Regions from separate parts of the Homo sapiens genome. Here regions 1 and 3 are each linked to region 2. The links are chromatin loops, found by intact Hi-C in ENCODE. Cell type or tissue: chondrocyte. All regions are shown on one strand.

The links. Hi-C counts contacts between places; a loop is a spot of excess contacts. Peaks named below come from ENCODE experiments on the same cell type or tissue, not always from the same donor. Only the 100,000 strongest peaks of a DNase experiment are listed, where the experiment ranks them.
Region 1: it touches region 2 in a loop (8-fold over the local background); 83 of 110 quality-filtered maps call a loop at or near these places.
Region 3: a loop joins it to region 2, with 2.8 times the contacts of the local background. A loop is called at or near these places in 15 of 110 quality-filtered maps.

The regions. Positions count from the first base shown.
Region 1 is chr6:27,515,117-27,523,116 of GRCh38, reverse strand. TRQ-CTG1-2 (tRNA-Gln (anticodon CTG) 1-2) reads right to left here and starts at 3,588; the gene lies at 3,517-3,588. RefSeq lists a silencer at 3,506-3,555 and an enhancer at 3,946-4,235. In chondrocyte, CTCF peaks have their summits at 3,897 and 4,122 (motif pointing left); DNase peaks (open chromatin) are centred at 3,929 and 7,823.
Region 2 is chr6:27,748,113-27,756,112 of GRCh38, reverse strand. It overlaps TRV-AAC1-5 (tRNA-Val (anticodon AAC) 1-5), which reads left to right and starts at 2,641; the gene lies at 2,641-2,713. RefSeq lists a silencer at 2,538-2,677 and enhancers at 3,128-3,217, 3,388-3,447. In chondrocyte, CTCF peaks have their summits at 1,704, 1,912, 3,468 and 3,676 (motif pointing right); a DNase peak (open chromatin) is centred at 2,884.
Region 3 is chr6:27,600,658-27,608,657 of GRCh38, reverse strand. TRL-CAA3-1 (tRNA-Leu (anticodon CAA) 3-1) reads left to right here and starts at 5,983; the gene lies at 5,983-6,089. TRL-CAA2-1 (tRNA-Leu (anticodon CAA) 2-1) reads left to right here and starts at 2,913; the gene lies at 2,913-3,020. RefSeq lists an enhancer at 6,563-7,063 and a cis regulatory region at 7,967-8,000. In chondrocyte, a CTCF peak has its summit at 3,141; no DNase peak of the experiment used is centred here.

The sequences.
Region 1 (8,000 bases), 230 kb after region 2:
TTCAGCAGCTGTTCGGGCTCTTTAGGAGACGCTGACTTAGATATGATGGCAGTGGGAAGAAGGGCGTTTAACAGTGCTTCCTCAGCAGTGTCCACAGGCGGAAAAGGCCAGGTTTACTTTTAGTATCTGAATAGTATAGTTGTCTTATTTTATTTATTTATTTTTTAGTACTGTTATTGTTTAGTACAAGAATAAGAATTTTAGCTATTAAGCATAGAGTGAAAATCTTGTGAGCTTTGTTAAGATACTGTCAATCATTGAAATATGAATGGATTTTTACTATTTTAGGGATAAAATGCTTCAATAATTAATAATTTGTGAAAAACTTTATATTTTATGTAATATTAAGAATTAATAAAATTGAAATTAATATAAGGAAGTTAATATAAATATAAGAGTTCTTTAGATTGCTGTATAGGAAGAACATCACATACTTTTATTCTCAACAAATATTATAAATATTTACATTAGAATAAAATGAAGAATAATAAAGTTGTAATTATATCTTAATTCTTCATTTCTAGAATATTTAAAAATACCTTCAAAAACTATTTTCTATATTAGCCTTGAGTCTTTAAACAAAAGTTCTATTTGACAATTTTTTTCATTTTGTCAAAATAACTTAAAAGCAAAATGTCTATTTTGTCACATTAAACTTTCACAAGGGGGAAACGTTCCAAAATTTTGTATTATATCATGACAAATCTTTGTTTATGCAAGTATAACAAAGTCTTTGAAGAAAAGAGGAGATGTTTAGAAGCAATGAAGTCCATCTAAGTTAAAAGTGGGCATCTATTTTTTGGCCCAGCTGTGCTGTAGGGTGACTGAAGAAAAATCTAGTAAATGATATCAATACACAATAATATCAACCTTTGAAATTTTGACTAGTAAAGTTTTGATTATAATACAGTTCTTATAGTAATATATTAATATAAAATATAATACATTAAATATAATGCTAATAATAATTAGTTTTTCAATAAAATTCTTAAATTTTTACATCCTGGCATTTTATTCACAGCAAAGAGGCACTACTGCGTAGCTTTGGCCATGCCCTCAGACAAGTACTAATTTCATAGTCATTCGTTCAGCATTTGCATGAATTATAACTTCAGTAAACAGTTCTAAAAATTATCTTTTATTATGATAAATGACTCCAGTATAATTTGATCCTTATTACAACATCCCATTTTGTGTATTATTGTTATTCATCATTTTAGTTCCATTTTGTTTCTACATCTCAAAATTTAGTAATTATTAACTAATATTTTAACAGATTATTTAACAAATATTAGTTTTGTAGAGACAGGGACTCACCATCTTGCTCAGGCTGGTCACCAACTCCTGGCCTTAAGTGATCCACCCACCTCACCCTCTGAAACTGTGGAAACTACAGGCATGAACCACTGTGCCCGGCCTATTTTAACAGATTCTGTGGCTGAATCATAATGAAAGAGAAAATTGATGGAAAAAGAAAAGTTTAGGAAGAAAAGAAATTATAGATAATCATATTGATGAACATAGTGGTCTAATATGCCTAAGACTTCATATGACTAGGGAGAATTCTCTACCAATGAACTGTGCATCCTCAATGGTTCTGTGATAACTAAATTCCTGCTATGGACTGAATGGACTCAAATGCATATGTGGAAGCCTCTCTCTCTCTGTTTCTCTCTCTCTCTCTCTGTCCCCCCAGTATGTGAGGATAGAGCAAGAGGACAGTAGGCTGCAAATCAAGAAGGGAGGGCTCACCAGACATTGAATCAGCTGGAACCTTGATTTTGGGTTTCCCAGCCTTCAGAATTGTGAGAAATAAATGTTTGTTGTTTAAGTCAACAAACATTATATAGTTATAGTAGTCCAAACTGTCTAAAACAATTTCTTAGGCTTCTATGTAGCTAGGATGGCACGCATGTGCCCTAAGTTTTCCAATCAGATGTATTTCTTCTTTCAGAAGAAACATGTATATAAACAAGGGAGAAAAACTCCAAAATTATGTATTTTATCATGATGCATCTTTATGCAAGTATAATAAAGTCTATGAAGAAATGTTTAGAAGCAAATTAGGTCCATCTAAATTAAAGGTAAGCATCTATTTTCTTGCAACATTTGCCTTGGTAAGGGTAATGAATAGATATCTGCTAAATGCAGGTAGATATTTAAGCTTTTAGAGGCAGTGGTGGCATAAGGCCTAGCAAAGGCATTCCATGCTGGGGAACATAATGCTGCTAGCAGTTAACACTAGAAAATGCATGAGGAATCAGAAGGAATGGGTAGTACAATATAAAAGGGCAAATAATCATTATGTGTGGAAGCATTTGGAAAATGAAAATGACAATTCAAAGTTATAAATTCTCCATTAAATGTATGGTTGCAGAATCAGGAATTTCCTCTGCAGTAAAATAATTTTTAATTTTTGTGACCCAAGAATTGCCATAATTCAAAATCAAATTTATATTATAAACATCTCTTGGTTTCCCATTAATGGAAAGATGAATGAATGAGCTGTGGCATGTTCATATTACACAGCAGCTAACATGAAATCAATGAATGAATGGTAGCTACATACAACAAAAGAGATGATTAATTTTAGCAATATAAGATTAAATGAAAAAAGATTATAACATATAGCCTGATACCCTGTATCCACAATTAAAAGACACAATTTTATAAATACTAATAGATAAAATCAAACTAAGGAAAGCACTTTGGCCTTAATTCTTCAGAGACCCAGTAACTTCTTTGTCTTTCCTTAAGTTGTGACAAATCCAAACATTTACCAGAAAATAAACTAACTTGCAACAAGAGACATTTAGTTTTATGAAGACAAAATAATCACAGAGGCATCCTAGGATACAATTTTAAAGCTCTATCATTCTATGGGACGTATTCAGCATTGACAGCAATTCTGTGTGGCGGGTTAATGTCACAGAAATGACCAACAGAGCACTTAGAAGGTGTATCTGGATATTTACTTACCGTGTTGACAGTGATTGAAGTTACCATGTGAGGATCCAATAGTGTTCAAATACCTAAGAGAGTTTAAGCAATTTTTATTTAAAGTACAGATTTATTTTCACTAATCCTTGTTTCTCAGTGGCAAATGAAACACCTATAAATTCTAGTGATTGCACCTAAAAGGCATTATAAAGCCTCATTCTCTTGGGAAAAAGATACATACAAGAATATTTCTTTTCCCTCAAATCTGTTGAGTCCTTTTTGTCCTCTGAAGTGAATTAACTGCATTTCATAAAGCAATAAATCAAGTAAAAAGTTTAACTCAACTCGAATTATTTTGGGTATTAGAATATCTGTTAGGTGGTGGTGAGGAGGGTAGTAAAATGAAGGAGGTATGAGGGTCTCCTGCTCTGAACATAGAGCAGAGAGTCAGTGGGCCCCGTACAGAGTCCGCGTCATACTTTGGGTTCACATGAACTGGAGATTCCTGCCAATCATATCTAAGAGGGAAATTTATTTTAGAAAGAAAAAAATAGTGAGGAAGCAAGAAGAAACGACAGGTTCCACCGAGATTTGAACTCGGATCGCTGGATTCAGAGTCCAGAGTGCTAACCATTACACCATGGAACCTCGCAATAGCTCGTGTTTTTAACAGGCCTTCCTGAAGGAATATATCTTCATTTCCGAACTCAAGCTGTCTTCCCTTTAAGAACCTAAGTTTCTACCCTAATGTTCGTTATCTGCCGCCATCACACAAGTTCCCTTTTCGTTTCTCACAGGGCTCTTCGTGCAAGATCCAAGAGCAAATCTGTTTCCAGGGGCAGATAAGGTAAGTCCGTGCCTCCCCTGGACTCTTAGCAACAGCCTGCGGGGCTCCCCAGCCTCGGTTCTGCGGCCCTAAGCCGGGCTGCCCCGATACAGGGGGAGAGGGCACCAACCTAGCCGCGCTGACAGATTGCGTTGTTGGAAGAACCGCGAGGCTCGCCGCCTCCCGAGCGTTTGTCCGGCGTTCTTTGCTCCTAACGCTAGGAACACTTTTGAAAGTTCCATTTCGTAACGTATAAATTATGGATGACTTAAATTGAGGCGGCGTGTCAACTAGTCCTGGCACCCGTGGCGTTGCCGAGGGTAAAAAACAAAAAACAGGACACCAAAAGATGCTTTCTGCTTCCCGGGAAGGCTCCACCTCGTGGATACCAAAGAGTAAAGCACTGTTAAAAGCTCGAATATTTGCAAGGCAGGATTTTGTAATTAGTTTCTCACTGATAAAGCTTTAACTTGGTCTTTCTCAATGGGATTAACTGAGAACCTCTCCCAAAATATTCAGCAGTAAAAATTTACTGATACCAAGACCCGGACATGACTTGTCTAGGAGTGTTCATTGCAGGAGATAAAAGCGATCTTATGTTGTCAAACAGAAAGGCTGAGGAAGGAGGCAGAGGGTCTTTAAGAGTAAATAATCTCAGGTGATAGGATCTGAACCTTCCCAACAAGATCACATGAGAGGTATCGGCATCTGCCAAAATTACTTTATTGCTTAGAGACGTCTAGTGTCATGGACAAAAATCCTTCCTGCTTCAATGAGGCGGCACTGTCACTACCAGGTTAAAATGGGTCCCGCCCGTAGGGCCGTGGGCTCTGCGGCAGGAGCTGCAATGGCCGCTGTACAGTGGCAAAGAGAATATCCGTACATATCTCATCCAGTCCATCTTCTCCCAGCCCTATGACTTTCTGATCCACTCACTACCAGAAAGCAAGACAGAATGAAACCCTCTTACCAAACGGGATAACTAAAGGTGGTTTCCAGGAGCCTCGGGAACAAGAAGCATGAGGATCCTAAGCATTTTCAATAAAAATCTAGCCCACTGGAGGCTTTTGAAAAACTGAAGGTCCATGTAACAAATTTAAGATGAGCATTTCTAAGGGCTAGGGCTTGTACCAAGTTCTGTGCTCTCTGAAAAAAAAAATTAAAAATATATGCCTGTAATGGTCAAAGCTGAAACAATTTGAGAAACAATAAATAGAAGACTTCAAACCAATCCCTACAGCTTCCCTGATGTGCAACAAATCTCAGTTTTTCAAGGAATCTCCTGAGCAGAATTCCAGATAACTCCACCCCTTCATTGTGGGCTCTGCATAGTGATTGCTCTACAGAATACAGTATGAAAAAGGGTGGGAAAGTAAGCAGTGAATAAATCCCAAAAGCATTACACCAGCAGTGATAAGCCATGTTGATAGTATATTGTCTTGATATAACGTGATAAAAATGGCGCTTTAGGTCAAGCATGGTGGTTTATTCCTGTAATCCCAGCACTTTGGGAGGCCGAGGCAGGTGGATCACTTGAGGCAAGGAGTTCGAGACCAGCCTGGCCAACATGGTGAAACCCTGTCTCCACTAAAAATACAAAAATTAGCCAGGCGTGGTGGCAGATGCCTGTAGTCCCAGCTGCTCATGAGGCTGAGGCAGGAGAATCGCTTGAACCCGGGAGGCGGAGGTTGCAGAGAGCCGAGATGGTGCCACTGCATTCCAGCCTGCGTGACAGAGGGAGACCCTGTCTCAAAACAAACAAACAAACAAACAAAAACCCTCCACTTTACCTCTGCGGTCTTGCTCCCTCGAACCCCTAACTCCGATCTAATGATGAGAAAAATATCAGACAAATCCTAGTTGAAGGACATTCTACAAAATGCCTGCTCAACACTCTTCAAAACTGTCAAGATCATCAAAATCAAGGAAAGTCTAAGAACTACCACAGCCAAGAGAGCTTAGGGAGTCATGATGACTAAAAATAACATGGAATTCTGAATAGGATCCTGGAACAGAGAAAGGAAATTAGGTAAAAATGAAGGAAATCTAACATATTCATTTTAGTTAATAATAATGTATACATATTTGTTAATTGTTTGTAACAAACGTACCATACCAATGTAAGATTTTAATAATAAGGAAAACTGAGTGTGGGGATATATGGGAACTCTCCTTTATATCTTCCCAATTAAATGGAAACTATTGCTCACGGGAATAAGAACAAAAATGTGACCAAATGAAGTTACTTCTTCAAAATGAATTCAGAACTCTGGCTTGCAATGTGCATTGGTACAATTCTCTCCTGTTTTTGCTTAATGAGCCACATATCAGACCTAGTGGTACAGCTTGCACAGCCTACAACTGACCTGAGAGTATACGGACTTGAAAATAGGAAGGACAAATTTTTGTGCCACACCCACTGCTGCCCTTAGTGCTGTGGACACAGAATTGAGCAGGACACTAAGCACTGGCCCTGCCTGTGGAGATTTCAGTTTGTAGTGATGAGATATTGGCTAAAAACAGTGAATAAAGTAACACCCACACAGAGAAAGTTAGGGAAAACTGCAGGTGACTGGAAGCTAACAGCCTAGATAAACTGAGAAGCTGAAATAAGCTGGATATTTGAGTTTAGGCAGGGATTGAAGATGGTATTTAGAAGACGGTGTTGGCCCAAACCTTTTCACATATTGTGAGATACAAGATAAGGGCGTAGTCTGTGGACTGGTTGTCTGGGTGGCCATACCATAGTGGAAGTAAAAGAAGAGCTGAGAAAAAGTTGAAGGATAGGCTGAGACCATAGATCAGGCCAGGGCTTCAAGGTTGTTTGTTTTAGGAGCACAAGTATCTGCTTTGAACTGTAAACATCAGGGAGCAACAGAAGTGACTTTGAGGAACTTAGGAGATTCTCATTGTCCTTTTGCCCTCAGTATAACTGAACATTTCTTTGTTCCCTGCCATGCTGAAGTTGGTTCTGCACCAGGAGCTACTGGTACCAGTCTTTGGGAATTGGTTTGGGAATTGTCTTCATGTTTGCTCATAGTCATTTTATTTATTTCCCAAAAAACAAAAAGCTGATGGAAAATTCCTCTCCCTCAAATTCCCAATGTCAAGAAGTTAGTAGAGCAAAGATTTGTACAATATTTTTTTGCTCTGGACTCCAGATCATATTGAATAAAATCTAGGAAATCCCTTTCTCAGAAAGATGCCCCTAGATACACACATATACCATTTTGAAAACTATCTCAAGGTGTTCGTGAAACACTTGAGGTCCATGGATCTCAGGCTAAGAATCCTCTGCATTTGATATTCCTCTCTATGTCATCTAGCATAATTTATAACTAATAAAAAATGAATTCTATAAGCAGAAATTAAGCATCATACTACTGAAGTAAAATTGTCTTTTAATTGTGCATGAACATTTAATTAATCTTGGTCTTGTAAATTAGGTCACAGGTGCACCCAAAACAAGCCAAAATACTAGTTAAACCAGTTCTCAGAGGGCTCTTCGGGTGTATATTCCTGACAGAGCAGTTTGGGGATACTTGATGCAGACATAAGTAGGTCAGACAGTGGAGAAGAACAGGCGCATATTTATCACAGGGTTATTGGACCTCTACTGAGATAATTTGTTATTGAGAATTGTACTGGTTTCTGTTTAGTGCTGATTCTATCCTGTTCAAACAAGGAAAGTATAAACTTCAAAATTGCATTATATACATTTATTCATTAAGGACTAATTCTCAAACTTTGAACATCAGAGAGGCAGTCTCTTCCAGGTGCAACCCTCATGACTATACTATAGCTGATTTTGGACCCCATTCTCCCAAATTACTTCTTATGTAATTATTATCATTATAATAAATGTGCACAATACATTATTTTATAAGCCAAATGGATTGGCAAGATGTTTTTGTTTTGTTTTGTTTTGTTTTGTTTTCTATCAAAACACAAAGAAGCAGGGGACTGGACGTGTCAGGGCTGACTCGCGGGCTGTGTAGGGCTCAGAGGGCCAGGGGACCCGGGTCTGGTGGATGGGAGGGCGCGGTCCTGGGGCCTTGGCGGCCGAGAGTGGGAGATGGCGGCGCGATGGAGCAGCGAGAACGTAGTGGTAGAGTTTCGTGACTCCCAGGCAACTGCGATGTCTGTGACTGTCTTGGGCAACATGCAGTGCTTTCTGGCGGCAGATTCTTATACATCGTCAATCTCGATGTCGCTTTCGAAGGTCACCGAAAGA
Region 2 (8,000 bases):
TTTTGGCTCCAAAGATCCCTGCCAGATCTGCCCTGCCAGTTCATAAGGACTAAGAAGATGCCTCCTCTCTATACTACCATCCAAATGCTTCGCAATCTGTACGTCTGTTGCTCCACTTTTTGCTTATGGCATATTGGCTGCTCATGTTCCTCTTTCTTCTCCTTGAGAGTTAGGATTGTGTAATCTTGTCCTGCATGCCTCTGGTACTCCTAGTGACAACATAGGGTCACAATTGTCTGGCACATTGTTTGTAGCTCAATAATTTATTTTTCTTTTTAAAAAAATTTGAAATGGGGATCTCGCAATGTTGCCCAGGCTGTCTCGAACTCATGGCTCAAGTGATCATCCCGCCTAAGCCTCCCAAAGTGCTAGAATTACAGGCATGAGCCACTGTGCCCAGCCAATAATTTATTTTAATTAATATGAAATAAATGTGTTTACAACAATTTTTTTTAAATTAGAGATGGAGTCTCCCTATATTGCCCAGGCTGGAGGGCAGTGGCTTTTCACAGACACAATCATTGCACATGCAACCTCAAACTCCTGGGCTCAAGTGATCTTCCTGATTTACTTCGTCTCCAGAGTAACTAGAACTACAGGTACACCACTATGTCCAGTTTAACAATATTTTTTATCTTTTTTCTTTCTTTTTTTCTTTAACAATATTTTTAATGATCATTGTTGCTGCTAATCTGGTCTTGATTTGTTAATTGGGAAATACAGTCTAATTTGTTAATTGGGAATTACAGTCTTTCTTTCAGTTGTTACCCACAGCATTCCAATTATTCATGATCCAGCTACTACCAGCTCACATGATCTCAAGGTGAGAAGGGGCTCTCTGTTCCTGGCACCCATGGAAGAAAGAATACTAAGTAGAGGAAAAAGTAAGCACAGACTTTCTCCAGACTGGTCTGGCAGCCCAACCACCACCTCTAAGCACAGAGAGTGTGTGGTGTTTATATGCAAAGTGAAGTTATAAGGAGGAATCTGGAAGAAGGCAGCTTGCTTCTAGGTGTGCAGTGAAAGTAGATAGAGGAAGACAGTGAAAAGGGAGAGAAGAACAAAGAAAAGAAAAAAATACACGAGCGTTTTATCCTCCTTTTCTAAATCAAATAGCATTGAACTGTCACATTCCAGAGAAATAATTATTTGTGACATAGAATCCAATCTTGTAACCTTGTACCTGTTCCCCAGTATATCTCATCCTGAAGCTTACCTGCTCTGTAACAAATGCTAATAGTCCCAAGAGCTCAGTCTTACAGGTCCGGGTTCCTAAAAGGGTCATTTTCTGGCACTAGAAAGATGAAGATCAGAACAAGTTGCATGGATAAGATAAGGACACTATGGTAGAATTTTTTTAAAAAAATCAAATCATCTGCTCTCTACTTCTCTATCTACTTGAGGTTTTCTTGCCTGGCATTTGCAAAGAAATTGGGGCTCATGGGTGAATACTTGGATTGCTAAAATGATAAAGTTTGGCTGTTGGTTTTAGTACACTAAAAGTACAAGGGCAAGAAACGTACCACCACTGTGAGAGTTTCTGGGAAGAAAGGGCAGCTTTGAGATTATAGAACCTGGGGCATCTGGAAAAACTGTATTTTTTTTTTCCTGTAGAAGAGACATGGGACCAAAGGCAAGTTTTACTGGTATTGTGGTTATCACATTTGCCCAATACAGTAAAGACCCTTGGTTTGAAACTCAGTAAGATTTATTATTATTATTATTTGAACAGAACTCTTTTGTTTTCTCTCCTGTCCTGGACTTGAAATCGGCTTATCCAAACCCTAGAGACGCTGACACCCCGCATGCTTTCCCCTCCCACCGTTCAGGGCGTTGCCAGCTCCTCCCTCCTGCATGGTCGGCTGGGTTCCACCAGCTCCGCTAGTGTTAACAGGAGGAAGTGTCCCCCTGGTCTGCATCTCCCTGGTGATCTGGTTCTCATCCGAATGCAGACAGCGGAAAGGGAGGGTTTTCCACAAGGAGGTCGGCAAGTATTTCTAGAAAGAAAAGAGCTTCTCTTCTAATTAGAGCACCAAAGACTACGCTACAGTCAGGTGAAGTCATTAGCCAGTTATTTATTATTTTTGTTATGGGAAGCATAATGTTCTACTTTTTATAGAATTCCTTCGAATTGAGTTATCATTGAAGCTACTAGTTGGTTACAACTAAACATTAAAATGTTTATATCTTATAAACATTATATAACATTATATATAATGTTATATAAACATTATATAACATTAAAACATTTATATCTATAAATTTGAAAACTAATCAGTATTTTTTAAAGTATAAAACAATGGGAAGAACATCTAAATACTAGAAATAGGTTTAAAAATTAGTTCATAGATTCATAGATGCATAAATCTTAACAAATTACCTTTCCCAAATTAATTCTATGCCTCTTTGTATAAGTAACTACTGGGAAATATAGTTTATTATACAAAAAAGTACAAACCGATTATTTATCAAATGTTCCTCAACTTAAATTAGGACATCGAGTTTTTATATTATAAATAGTAAATGTGAAAGTGTGTAATTCACCATAATCAAAAAAAAATCGGAGGTGGGGGTGGAGGGAAAGGGGGAGAATTCAGGACTAGTCTTTTAGGTCAAAAAGAAGAAGCTTTGTAACCGTTGGTTTCCGTAGTGTAGTGGTTATCACGTTCGCCTAACACGCGAAAGGTCCCCGGTTCGAAACCGGGCGGAAACAAAGAGAGTCGCTTTTTTTTCTATCGCTAATTCTGTTTTTGAGTATTTTCATTTGAACCAATAGAATCTTTGCTTTTTGCCGAGCACGTGAACCCTCAACTTCTGTACTCCTTCCGTCACCCAGCGACGTGGCGCTGAATCCCGCGTCACACCTTTCTCTACCCCACGCCGAACCCTCACCCTCATCCTCCTTTTCTGATCTCCGTCTGAGTGACCCCGGTGGTGTCAATCCCAATAGGCACCGGAGTCCCAGAACTCCACCCGCCTGCACCTCGCAGGTGAGACAGGCTTTCTTGGAATCCAGAGAGCAGCACTTGCGGGTTTTTCGTGGAGGGGGTTTCCTCGGGGATTTCTAAGGAAGAGCGCTTCGCTTTGAGCCCTTCGGGGAATTGGATTTGCTCTTTTTTTGCTGAAGCACAGAGAGGAAACACTTTTTTTTTTTTTTTTTTTTGAGACAGAGTTTCGCTGTTGTTGCCAGGCTGGAGTGCAGTGGCACGATCTCGGCTCACTGCAACCCCCGCCTCCCGGGTTCAAGCGATTCTCCTCCCTCAGCCTCCCGAGTAGGTGGGATTACCACCACGCTCCGCTAATTTTTGTATTTTTAGTAGAGATGGGGTTTCGCCATGTTGGCCAGGCTTGTCTCGAACTCCTGACCTCAGGTAACCCACCCGCTTCGGCCTCCCACAGTGCTGGGATTACAGGCGTGAGCCTCCGCGCCCGGCCAAAACAAACTTTTTGACAGCTCTTAAACTTTCACCATGGATTGTGCACTTGGACAAGGATATAAAAGTGTGTTTGAATTCGAACCAGTCCAAAGAAAGTCAGCATTTTCTCTTCTGTCCGGTTATCTATTTATTACCTCTCAGCAGCAAAATCACTTTTCCTTGCTCCATAACAATGGAACGGAGCTGGGCCCTTTAAATATTTTCTGTCGCAGTTTAGCTCAATATTAAATTTTGTCAATAGAGGGCGATGGAGAGACATTGCTGGAGGAAATAATCTCTTGGCGTTACTGTGCACAGTGGCCTGGCTCCCACAGCCTGAGCAGTTTACCTAGTAGGAACCTCCTGCAGTGCATGGTGGCCAGCAGTACTTTGGGGGAACCTCCTTTAGAGCATCTCTGGTAACAGACTTCCCCATGAACATTTTTCTTTGGTACTCTAGATGGCACATGACCTGCACCTTCCGCTGGAGCACTTTTTTTCTACCCTCCCAACCTGGATGCAGGTCTGGATCTCAGCCCTGGTGGGGAAGAGAATACTTGCGTGCTCCATCTCAGCCCTCAGCCCTAGGGGTGTTAGCTGCTTCTTATATGGGCCAGCCTGGTCTGGAATCCCTGACCTGAGTTGATCCGCCCACCTCGGCCTCCCAAAGTGCTGGGATTACAGGCATGAGCCACCGCGCGAAGGTGACACATTTCTTTCACTAATATTTACTGAGTGCCTATTATAAACTAGTCTATGTGTTAGACAGTAGGGCTTCATTGGTGAACAAGAACAGACATTGTACCTGCCTTAATAGAACTTACATTCCATTGAGGGAGAAACACATTAATCAAGTTGCCTTACAAACTAATGTAGAACTTGCTACGAGGAGAGATACATTTTGCTATGAGTAATGCAGGTGTCACACACTTAAATGTTTAGGAAAGTCCCTAGAAAATTATTTATTGATTTGGAGTCCAGAGAATGCATTGGAGAAAGGAGAGTTTTCCAAGAATAGGAAATGGCATGTAAAAAGGCCCTGTGGTGGGAGATAACCTTATAAATAAGAGGAATTAATACACTAGGGCCAGTGTAGCTAGCGTACATAAAGCAAAAAAAGGTGTGATTTTAAGTAAGACTAGAGAAGTAGTTAAAGGTCTAGCATGCATGACATTTAAGGCCATTTTAATAATGGCCTCCTCTACCCTTTATCATCTCAGAATATACAGAATCTGAATTATGGTCTAATTTTATCTAAGGGACAGCCTATTACATTTACTTCCAAGAATCTGACAGAATTCATAAAATCAGAAGAATCATGTAAGTCCTTTTGGTCCACTAGGAACAAAAACTACGGTCCTACTGGAATTTCAAGTCTCTGTTGCCCCCTTGGTGTTTTGAGTTTTGTCCTTTTTAACTAAAGTTACAGATGTTAACTGAAGTAAACACTAGAGGTCACAATAATTAAAAGTAGAAAAAATTCCCTGAATTACCTGTCTAGGGAGGTCATAGTCCCCATATACTAGGTCATATACTAGGTCATAGTCCCCATATACTAGGGCTGAGATCCAGACCTGCATCCAGGTTGGGAGGGTAGAAAAAAAGTGCTCCAGCGGAAGGTGCAGGTCGTGTGCCATCTACAGTACCAAAGACAGGTAGTCCCCATATACTACCTGTCTAGGGAGGGAGGTCATAGTCCCCATATGTTAAAAATCAGAAGAAAATCAAATGGCCCTAATAGACCTATTAGGAACATTCCACCCAACAGCAGCAGAACATACATTCTTCTCAAGGGTACACGGAACATTTTCCAGGATAGATCACATTAGGTTACAAAGCATGTCTTTAAAAAATTAAGATCAAAATTACACCAAGTTTCTTTTTCTTCCTTTCTTTTTTTTTTTTTTTTTTTTTGGATACAAGGTCTCGCTCTGTCACCCAGGCTGGAGTGCAGTGGTACAATCTCAGCTCACTGCAACCTCCCAGGTTAAAACAATTCTCATGCTTCAGCCTCTCCAGTAGTTGGGATTACAGATGTGAACCACCACACCCGGCTAATTTTGTTTTTGTTTTGTTTTGTTTTGTTTTTTTTGGAGACAGAGTTTGACTCTTGTTGCCCAGGCTGGAGTGCAACGGCACAATCTCGGCTCACCGCAACCTCTGCCTCCCAGGTTCAAGCAATTCTCCTGCCTCAGCCTCCCAAATTGCTGGGATTACAAGTGCCCGCCACCACGCCCCGCTAATACTGTATTTTTAGTAGAGACAGGGTTTCTCTATGTTGGTCAGGCTAGTCTTGAACTCCCGACCTCAGGTGATCCGCCCGCCTCGGCCTCCCAAAGTGCTGGGATTACAGGCATGAGCCACCGTGCCCGGTTAAACAATCTAATTTTTATACCTCAAAGAAGTAGAAGAACAAATTAAGTCCAAAGTTAGCAGAAGGGACGAAATAATAAAGATTTTTTTTTTTTTTTTTTTTTGAGACAGAGTCATGCTCTGTCACCAGGCTGGAGTGCAGTGGCACGATCTCGGCTCACTGCAACCTCTGCCTCCAGGATTCAAGTAATTCTCCTGTCTCGGCCTCCCGAGTAGCTGGGACTACAGGTGCCCACCAGCACGCCTGGCTAATTTTTGTATTTCTAGTAGAGACCGGGTTTCACTATATTGATCAGGCTGGTCTCCGACTCCTGACCTCAGGTGATCCACCCGCCTAGGCCTCCCAAATTGCTGGGATTACAGGCGTGAGCCACCGCGCCCGGCCTCAAACTCATTTTATGAGGCTAGAAATACCCTGATATCAAAGACAGATACATTACCAAGAAAACTAAAAGCCAGTATCCCTGGTGAACATAGATGCAAAAGTCTTCAACAGAATATTAACAAACTGTATTACTGTATTCAACAGCACATTAAAATAATCATACACCATGAACAAGTGGAATTTATCCTTTGGATGCAAAGATGCTTCACATACAAAAATCAGTTAATTGATGGCATGGCCTTATATAGAGAACACCCTAAAGACTCCATTTTAAAAACTGTCAGTTAAGTTGCAGGATATGAAATCAGCATTAAAAAGCAATTGTGTTTCTATGCACCAACAACAAATTAGCTGAAGAGAAAATTAGGAAGATAATCTCCTAATACAGTGGCACCAAAAATAATAAAATACTTAGTTAAACTTAATTAAGAAAGTGAAACACTTGTGCACTGAAAACCATAAAACATCCATCAAAAAGACACAAACAAATGGAAAGACATCCCACGTGCATAGATTGGAAGACTTAAAGTTTCCATACTACCCAAAGTGATTTACAGATTTAATGCAACCTCTATCAAAATCCCACTGGCATTTGTACAGATACAGAGAAAACAATCCTAAAATTATATGAAACTACAAAGGACCCTGAATCACTAAATAATCTTGAGAAAAAAAACAATAAACCAGGAGGCATTACACTTCTCCAGCCCTCTCTTCTGTTCCATTGGTCTCTATGTTTGTCTTTGTATCAGTATCATACTGGTTTTTTGTTGTTGTTGTTTGGTTTGGTTTGTTGTTTTTGTTGTTGTTGTTGTTGCTGCTACTGCTGCTGCTGTTTAAGACAAGGTCTCAGGCAGGGCTCAGTGGCTCACACCTGTAATTCCAGCACTTTGGGATGCTGACGGGGGTGGATTGCTTGAGCCCAGGAGTTCGAGACCAGACTGGGCAACATGGTAAAATCCCATCTCTACAAAAATTACAGAAAATTAGCCAGGCCTGGTGGCCTGCCCCTGTAGTCTCAGCTACTCGGGAGGCTAAGGTGGGAGGATCGCTTGAGCCCAGGAGGTGGAGGTTGCAGTGAGCAGAGATTGCGCAACTGCATTCCAGGTTGGGCAACAGGGCAAACATAGGAGAAAAGCTTCAGAACATTGGTCTTGGCAATTACTTCATGGATAAGACACCAAAAGCACAGGCAAAAATAGAAAAATTGGACTATTCCAAATGAAGGAGCCGCCACAGCAAAGGAAACAATCGAGTGAATTCTATAGGTTATAGAATGGGAGAAAGTATTTGCAAACCATATACCTGTTAAGGAGTTAATTTCCAAAATGCAGAACTGCTACAACTCAGTAGCAAAACAAACAAACCTCTAACAATCTGATTTAAGAAGGGCTAATAGACATTTATCCAAAGGAGACATGCAAATGAGCAACAATGTTCAATGTCACTAATCATCAAAAAAATGCAAATCAACCTGACAATGAGATTCACATCACACCTGTTAGGATAGCTATTATGAAAAACAAACAAACAAACAAATAACAAAAACAAAAGGCAACATGTGGAAAATTGGAACCCTTGTTTCTACACTGTAGGTGGGAATACAAAATGATACAGTCACTGTAGAAAACAGTATGGTGTTTCCTCCAAAAAATTTAAAATGTGACTACCTTATGATTATGCTGGCTATTTATCCAAAAGAACTGAAATAAGAATCTGAAAGACACATACCACTTCTGTATTCATTGCAACCAATGAATTCACAACTGTCAAGATGTGGAGGCTGGGTGCGCAGTTGTGCACGCCTGTAATCCCAGCACTTTGGG
Region 3 (8,000 bases), 150 kb after region 2:
ATGGTGGTGCATGCCTGTAGTTCCAGCTACTCAGGAGACTAAGGTGGGAGAACTGCTTGAGCCCAGGAGGGTGAGGCTGCACTGAGCCATGTGCATACCATTGCACTCCAGCCTCGGTGACAGAGCAAGACCCTGTCCCAAAAAATGGAGGGAAGCTGGTGGCTAGAAATAATCTGAAGAATCATTCACTCACATGCCTGGCAGTTGCTGCTGGCTATGGACCGGAGGCCTTAATTTTTCTCCATGTGTTCTGCTCCTATGTCCTAGTTTAGGCCTTCTCAGAGCGCCATGACTGAGTTCTGAGGGCAGATGTCTTGAGAGAAAGCTGGTGGAAGCCTCTACCACGTTTTATGACCTAACATTGGAAGTCTTGGTGTATCACTTCCATCATGGTTACAGGCCTATCCAGATTCAAGGGAAGGGAATGTAGACCCCCACCCCTCAAGGAAATGTGTCAAAATTGTATTAAAATAAGACAACGTGTGATGAGATATGTTGGTGTGGCCATCTTTGGAAAATACCGTCTGTCTCAAGTATTTTTTTATGGCTGAACCCTAACCACTCAGAAGCCCCTATCACTTCAGATTCAATTTCTTCCTAACTTGTAAAGAAAGATTAGAGAAAATAAAATAAATATTAAGGAGGTTTTTAGAAAATATACTGCCCAGAAGTTCATGAAACATTGACTATACTGTGCCTCACAAGAAGCAGTGTATAAAAGACAATTGGATTAAGACATATTTCAGTTGCAATTTCAGATTCACATTACATTTTTATATTATTCACTGTCAGGTATCCCAATTTTTTTTTTTTTTTTTTTGACACGAAGTCTCGCTCTTGCTCCCCAGTCTGGAGTGCAATGGCACGATCTTGGCTCACTGCAACCTCCGCCTCCTGGGTTCAAGCGATTCTCCTGTCTCAGCCTCCCGAGTAGCTGGGATTACAGGTGCGTACCACCATGCCCAGCTAATTTTTTGTATTTTTTAAGTAGAGATGGGGATTCACCATGTTGGCCAGGCTGGTCTTGAACTCCTGACCTCAGGTGATCCACCCACCTCGGCCTCCCAAAGTGCTGGGATTACAGGCGTGAGCCACCCCACCCGGTCTATCTCAAATATTTTTAACCTACATTTAGAGGTTTTCATTTCCACAGAAAATGTATACATAGACTTCAACAGGAATAGGGAACTACTAGTGCAAATATTCAACATGTGCATATATTAAAATATATACTGCCAATTTTGCATATGATTGAATTGCACTTAGTATATAGGAAAAGTATAGTTGCATTGAAAAGATTAAAATCTACAAACAGTAATCCAATTTTAAAAAGAGATGTTTCCCGTTTAATTTTAGAGTAACAGATGAGGAAATTACAAATTTAAAAATGATAACTCTCCAGGCCAGGCGCGGTGGCTCACGCCTGTAATCCCAGCACTTTGGGAGGCCGAGGTGGGCGGATCTCTTGAGACCAGCCTGGCCAACGTGGTGAAGCCCCATCTCTACTAAAAATACAAAAATTAGCAGGGCATGGTGGCAGGCGCCTGTAATCCCAGCTACTCGGGAGGCTGAGGCAAGATAATTGCTTGAACCTGGGAGGCGGAAGTTGCGGTGAGCCGAGGTTGCGCCGCTGCACTCCAGCCTGGGCAATAGAGCGAGATTCTTCAAATTTGTGTACCATCCGTTTAGGCCCTTATAGTTTAATTATAGAAACTCAGTGGCACTCCTTGCTACTAGAATTTTAAATTGTTTCTCTCTTTCACAGTTCAATCCTAGAAAAACCATTGCAACAAGGTTCTTTTTCTTTTTCTTTCTTTTCTTTTTTTTTTTTTTTTGATGATTTCATTTTCACAGTCCTAGAAACGTATTTTTCAGTCATAAAATGTACACTCTTATCTTTAGAAATAACTGTTGCCGGCCGGGCGCGGCGGCTTACCCCTGTAATCCCAGCACTTTGGCAGGCCAAGGCGGGTGGATCACCTGAGGTCAGGAGTTCGAGACCAGCCTGGCCAACATGTTTAAACCCCGTCTCTACTTAAAATACAAAAAATTAGCTGGGCGTGGTGGTACGCACCTGTAATCCCAGCTACTCGGGAGGCTGAGGCAGGAGAATCGCTTGAACCCAGGAGGCGGAGGTTGCAGTGAGCCGAGATCGCGCCATTGCACTCCAGACTGGGGGACAAGAGCGAGACTTCGTCTCAAAAAAGAAATAGCTGTTGCCTCCCACAGTGGGTAATATTTGCAGAAAAGCATCTGAGAGCTCTAGAGAGAGGAGAGACAGGATTATCACTATAGAGCATAGGCGACCCTACAGGGCAGAAGACAGTGATGTTTACTGAACTGTGTAACGAAATGAAACATGTAAGGATGACTTCCGGTGGTGAAATCACAGTTCGGATAGTCTGAGGAGAAGGGGGAATGCCTAGAAATCCATGTACAGAACAGCCCCACTCTGTTGCTATGGCCTCCTCTTGTCCAGAAAAGTTCCCACTGGCCCTGGGGCAGCATCAAGTTGGAGCTACTGCATCAGGACTTAAGTCACAAAGAGCAAAGTGACCCCACAGGGTCAGGGTCGTAAGCAGAGGTCTATGCGAGTCAGGAGGCCTGGGTCAGAGGGAGAGGGCAGGGCCGAGAGCGGGGAGTTACTGGAGGAAGGGGAGAGGTGACGTGGAAACGTCTCCTTCATATCTTGTTCCTCAATTCCCATCTTGGTCTCCAGTACTGTAAGAATTATTCAATTCCGCACTAACAGTTGTATTCTTCTACCTTTCCATTCTGTAATCAGTGAGTTCGGAGCTCCTGTTTAGTCGGGCAAATTCCAGAGAGAACTTTTGCGGCTGGGATTCAGCCAGAAGGCGAGCCGTAAGCCGTGATTACTCATCATGTATAGTTTCAAGGATTTTTGTCACAGTGTCAGGATGGCCGAGTGGTCTAAGGCGCCAGACTCAAGCTTACTGCTTCCTGTGTTCGGGTCTTCTGGTCTCCGTATGGAGGCGTGGGTTCGAATCCCACTTCTGACACAGCCTGATCTTTTGTTTTTCCCTACCAGATTTGTACCGAAAGTTTCGCCAAGGAATGCCACAATAGTTCAGCCGTTTCTACCTCCAAGATTTCCCTCCCCAACCGATGTTCGCCAAACAGGGTCTCGCAAAGAGAGAGGCATCTCTCTTACATCAAACCAATCGACAAAGGAAAACCCCACATTTACAGAATCCTGGGATATTTTCAGTGCCATTTGGACGCAGTCCCGCAGCACTGTTGGAGATCATTTTCTCCTGCGAGAAAGTAAGCAGCGGATTTCCATCTATTGGTCTGTGAATCCGCTAACATAAAAATTAAACAAACAAAAAAAGAAAAGAAAAGAAAAAAGGCACGAGAAAAAGGTCTCCGTTCTCAGAGAGCCCTGTAGGAATGTTCCAGATTCCTGTATATCGTCTGTCTCTCTGAAAGGGGAGTCGGACATTGATCTGACCAGCAACTGTCGTAAACTCACACCGCTCTAGCAACGACGGTAACACCCAGTTCTTTTCCTTAGCCGTTCAACTGATCAGTCAACTGATCAGTGACTAAAATCTTCACTGCTTTTCTGCACACGTAAAATAATCTGTTACAAACTTCTACCAAAAGATTTCCTAGGTTACCTCTAAAACCTAAGAGGAAAGAACCCTCAAGATTATGACACTGCTGAAAACAAGTTTGGGTCATCAATAACAAAAGAAATAATCATCCTGTTAAAAAGAAACTAAGTTTAAAGCTTCTTCTGAGATTGCTTCTCAGAATTATCTGATTTGGATATCCTTTCTGTCTCTTGTTTTTGAAGATAAAAATTGCATTATATGAAGTATACATAGATTGAAATCTTGGGCTGAAAATCAGGGTCTTAGGTTTTTTTTGCAATATTAACATTACCTGGGTTATCCTCCTGTATAACTTTTAAATTATTACCCAGCAATTCCACTTCTAGGAATCCACCTCAGTGAAATTCCAGCTCAGCTCCATGATTGACCTTGCCAAGTACAGTCCTTCTAGCATTTTGAGGTAGCAGATTGTTAGAGGCAACCTAGATGTCCATCAGGTATACTGCCTATGGTTTTCATACTATGCAGCAGCCACAAGTGACCAAGCAGGTGTACATGTAGCAGGATGAGTGGATTTTTCAAACCGTGTTGAGTAAAAGAAAAGAAGTTAGGATTTATTTTTTTTTTTTTTTTTGAGATGGAGTCTTGCTCCCTTGCCCAGGCTGGAGTCCCATGGCGCAATCTCGGCTCACTGCAACCTCCACCTCACGAGTTCACGCCATTCTCCTGCCTCAGCCTCCGGAGTAGCTGGGACTACAAGCACCCACCATCACGCCCGGCTAATTTTTTGTATTTTTAGTAGAGACAGGTTTCACCGTGTTAGCCAGGATGGTCTTGATCTCCTGACCTCGTGATCCGCCCGCCTTGGCCTCCCAAAGTGCTGGGATTACAGGCGTGAGCCACCACGCCCGGCCAGAAGTTAGGATTTAAATCACGCAAATCAACAACGTATTTTTCAAGGATAGTTTATTATAATTTTGTCCGGGCGCGGTGGCTCACGACTGTAATCCCAGCACTTTGGGAGGCCGAGGTGGGAGAATCACTTGAGGTCTGGAGTTCGAGACCAGCCTGGCCAATATAGCGAAACCCCATCTCTACCAAAAACACAAAAATTAGCTGGGCGTGGTGGGACGCGCCTGTAATCCCAACTACTTGAAGGCTGAGGCAGGAGAATCGCTTGAACCTGGGAGGCAGAAGTTGCAGTGAGCCAAGATGGCGCCACTGCGCTCCAGCATAGGAGACAGAGTAAAACTCCATCTCAAACAATAATAATAATAATAATAATAGGCCGGGCGCGGTGGCTCACGCCTGTAGTCCCGCCCCTTTGGGAGGCCTAGACGGGCGGATCACTTGAGGTCAGGAGTTCGAGACCAGCCTGGCCAACGTGGTGAAACCCTGTCTCTTCTAAAAATACAAAAAAAATCAGCCAGGCATGGTAGCGCGCGCCTGTAGTCCCAGCTACTCGGGAGGCTGAGGCACAAGAATCGCTTGAACCCAAGAGGTGGAGGCTGCAACGAGCCGAGATCGCGCCACTGCACTCCAGCCTGGGTGACAGAGTCAGACTCTGTCTCAAAAATAATAATTTTAAATATTTTAGAGAGGGTGCCTGTATGTTGGGAGAGAGGAAAGGGCTGTATGGTGGGCATGACAAAGAAAAACAACATAACAGTAAAGGAAAAAGAGAGAGAGAAAGAGAAAGATTTCATTGACCGATAACAAAAATGAGCCATGGATAGTTTGATTAATTTACCTCTCCAAACCTGACGCCTCTTCTTCCTTTCTTACCCGCCTCCATGATTAATTCCACTTTTTCACTCTTCTCACCTCTGCACATTCACAAGCACCTACCACCCTTTCTTGCTCCAGGAACCTCTTAAAATGATAAAATTATTAATTATTTTTCTCCATTCTCCACCTTCATCTTTTCCAACCATTCTTTTGAATTGGGGCAGTTCATTTTTCTGTTACTGATTTTATTTCTGCTTCAAAGTATTCACAGTGTATTTTGGGCTAGGTGGGGGAACCGGAAAAGTAAAAATAAAAATATTGCATGACTTTTGTTTCTCTCTACAAAGCACCTGCTTAGGACGCTGAATACTGAGCTTTGAGGGTCCCTCTAGCCAGGAAACTGTTACGGAGCCAGATGGTAACTTAGGAAGCACTGTTCTGAGTATTTGCCACTTTCCCTATTGTTTCATTTCTGAATTAACCCGAAAGATAGCAACATAAGGTATTTTGATGATGCTATGTTTAGCATCATTTAGAATAGCACCGGGCAAAATAATAAATACCGTTGTGAAAACCAGGAGCGTACGCCACCCATCCGAGGTCTTTTCCTCCTTTGTCGGAGTCAGCGTCTGCTGACTACGAGTTACATAATGAAACTTAAGGAGTAACAGTGCGTGTCAGGATGGCCGAGTGGTCTAAGGCGCCAGACTCAAGTTGCTACTTCCCAGGTTTGGGGCTTCTGGTCTCCGCATGGAGGCGTGGGTTCGAATCCCACTTCTGACACAGCTATTTTGCCCCTTTAATCCTAGGATTGGGGGACTGGGTGCCGTGGTTTACACCTGTAATCTCAGCACTTTGGGAGGCCAAGACAGGTGGATCACCTGAGGTCAGGAGTTCGAGACCAGCCTGGCCAACATGGCGAAACCCCATTTCTACTAAAAATACAAGAATTAGCTGGGAGTAGTTGTGGGTGCTCGTAATCCCAGTTACTTGAGAGGCTGAGGCAGGAGAATCGCTTAAACCCGGGAGGCGGAGGTTGCAGTGAGCCGAGATCATGCCATTGCACTCCAGCCCAGGCGACCAAGCAAGACTCCCTCTCAAAAAGCCAAGAGGAAAAAAAAAAAAAAAAAAAAAAGCAAAAAACCACTAGGATTAGGGGACTAAGCGGGGAGGATTGTTTGAGCCCAGGAGTTCCACCCCGTCTATAGAAAAAATGAGCGGTGCTTGGTGGCGCGCGCCTGTAGTCCCAGCTACCTGGGTAGGAGAATGGCTTGATCACTTGAGCCCAGGAGCGCGAAGCTTCAGTGAGCTGTATGATCGCGCAACTGCACTCCAGCCAGGGCGACAGCGCGAGATCGTGTCTAAAACAAACAAAAACAGGAGAAAAGGGCTTGAGATGTAGATTTTACCAAAACCATTTTGCAACTACCACCTTTCAGGAGCTTTCCCCAATGCTTCCGACCACATTTTAACTTAACAAGCCCGTGAGTGGGACTTACGTATTCCCTGTATAATTATTTTCAGCATCTTAATGGTTTCTGCGAGGGTATGCGATAGGCTGGAGTATTATTGCACAATCGTCTGGTTTCCTTCCTCAAGGTCAAACCACCACCACCACTTCCCCCCACCCCCTCCCGCCTTTCTTCTTTCCATGTTTCCCCGTTCTTCCTCTCCCTCGCTTATCTAGACCCCCTTTGATTCTTTCTTTGGTGATGGGAGAAGGGATGTGAAGTGAAGGGACAGGATGTAGGTTATTACGGGACGCATGTAAGAGAAATATAAGACCATGATGGATGAACAGAGAGATCTTCGTCTTGATTTAAAACTCTACCGAGTAATATATATATATATATATATATATATATTTTTTTTTTTTTTTTTTTTTTTTTTTTTTTTTTTTACAAATCCCTCGTTTTGTTAAGGTGGGAGACATACATCCAATATTTACTTTCCATTCTGTTCCGTAGTAATGTTTTCAATTACTGCCCCAAATTAGCAGCTTTCAGAAACTTCATTTCCTACAGAAATGAAACAACGAACATACACGCAGAAGACAATCCAAACATACTCGAATGTACTGGCAAACAGCTATTGCAAGATCCTATTTTATGTACCCAACGATCAGGGGTGAATTGTTTTTTGTTGCTGTTGTTTTTGTTTTTGGTCTTCAAATGGAGAACTTCAAATGTTACCGGGAAGTGCAAAGTCCTCCGTTCTTGTTTTTTGGTTAAAAGAATTTAAGCAAGAGACAAACAACAACGAAGATAACACCTTAAGGCAGTTTATTGCAAAAACGAAAGTACACTGAAAGCTGAGTCAGAGCAGGCTTCTTGAAGATGAGACAGCGCCAGCTGGCACTGGGGCAATCCCCTTTTTGGGATTCTTTTTTAATTTTATTTTTATTTTATTTATTTATTTATTTGGAGTGCAGTGGTGCAATCTCGGCTCACTGTAACCTCCGCCTGCCAGGCTCAAGCAATTCTCCTGCCTCAGCCTCCGGAATAGCTGGGACTACTGGAAAGCGCCACCACACACGGCTAATTTTTGTATTTGTAATAGAGACGGGGTTTCACCATCTTGGCCAGGCTAGTCTCCAATTCCTGGCCTTGTGATCCGCCCGCCTCGGCCTCCCAAAGTGCTGGGATTACAGGCGTGAGCCACCGCACCCGGCCGGGAGTCTTATATGTTTATTCA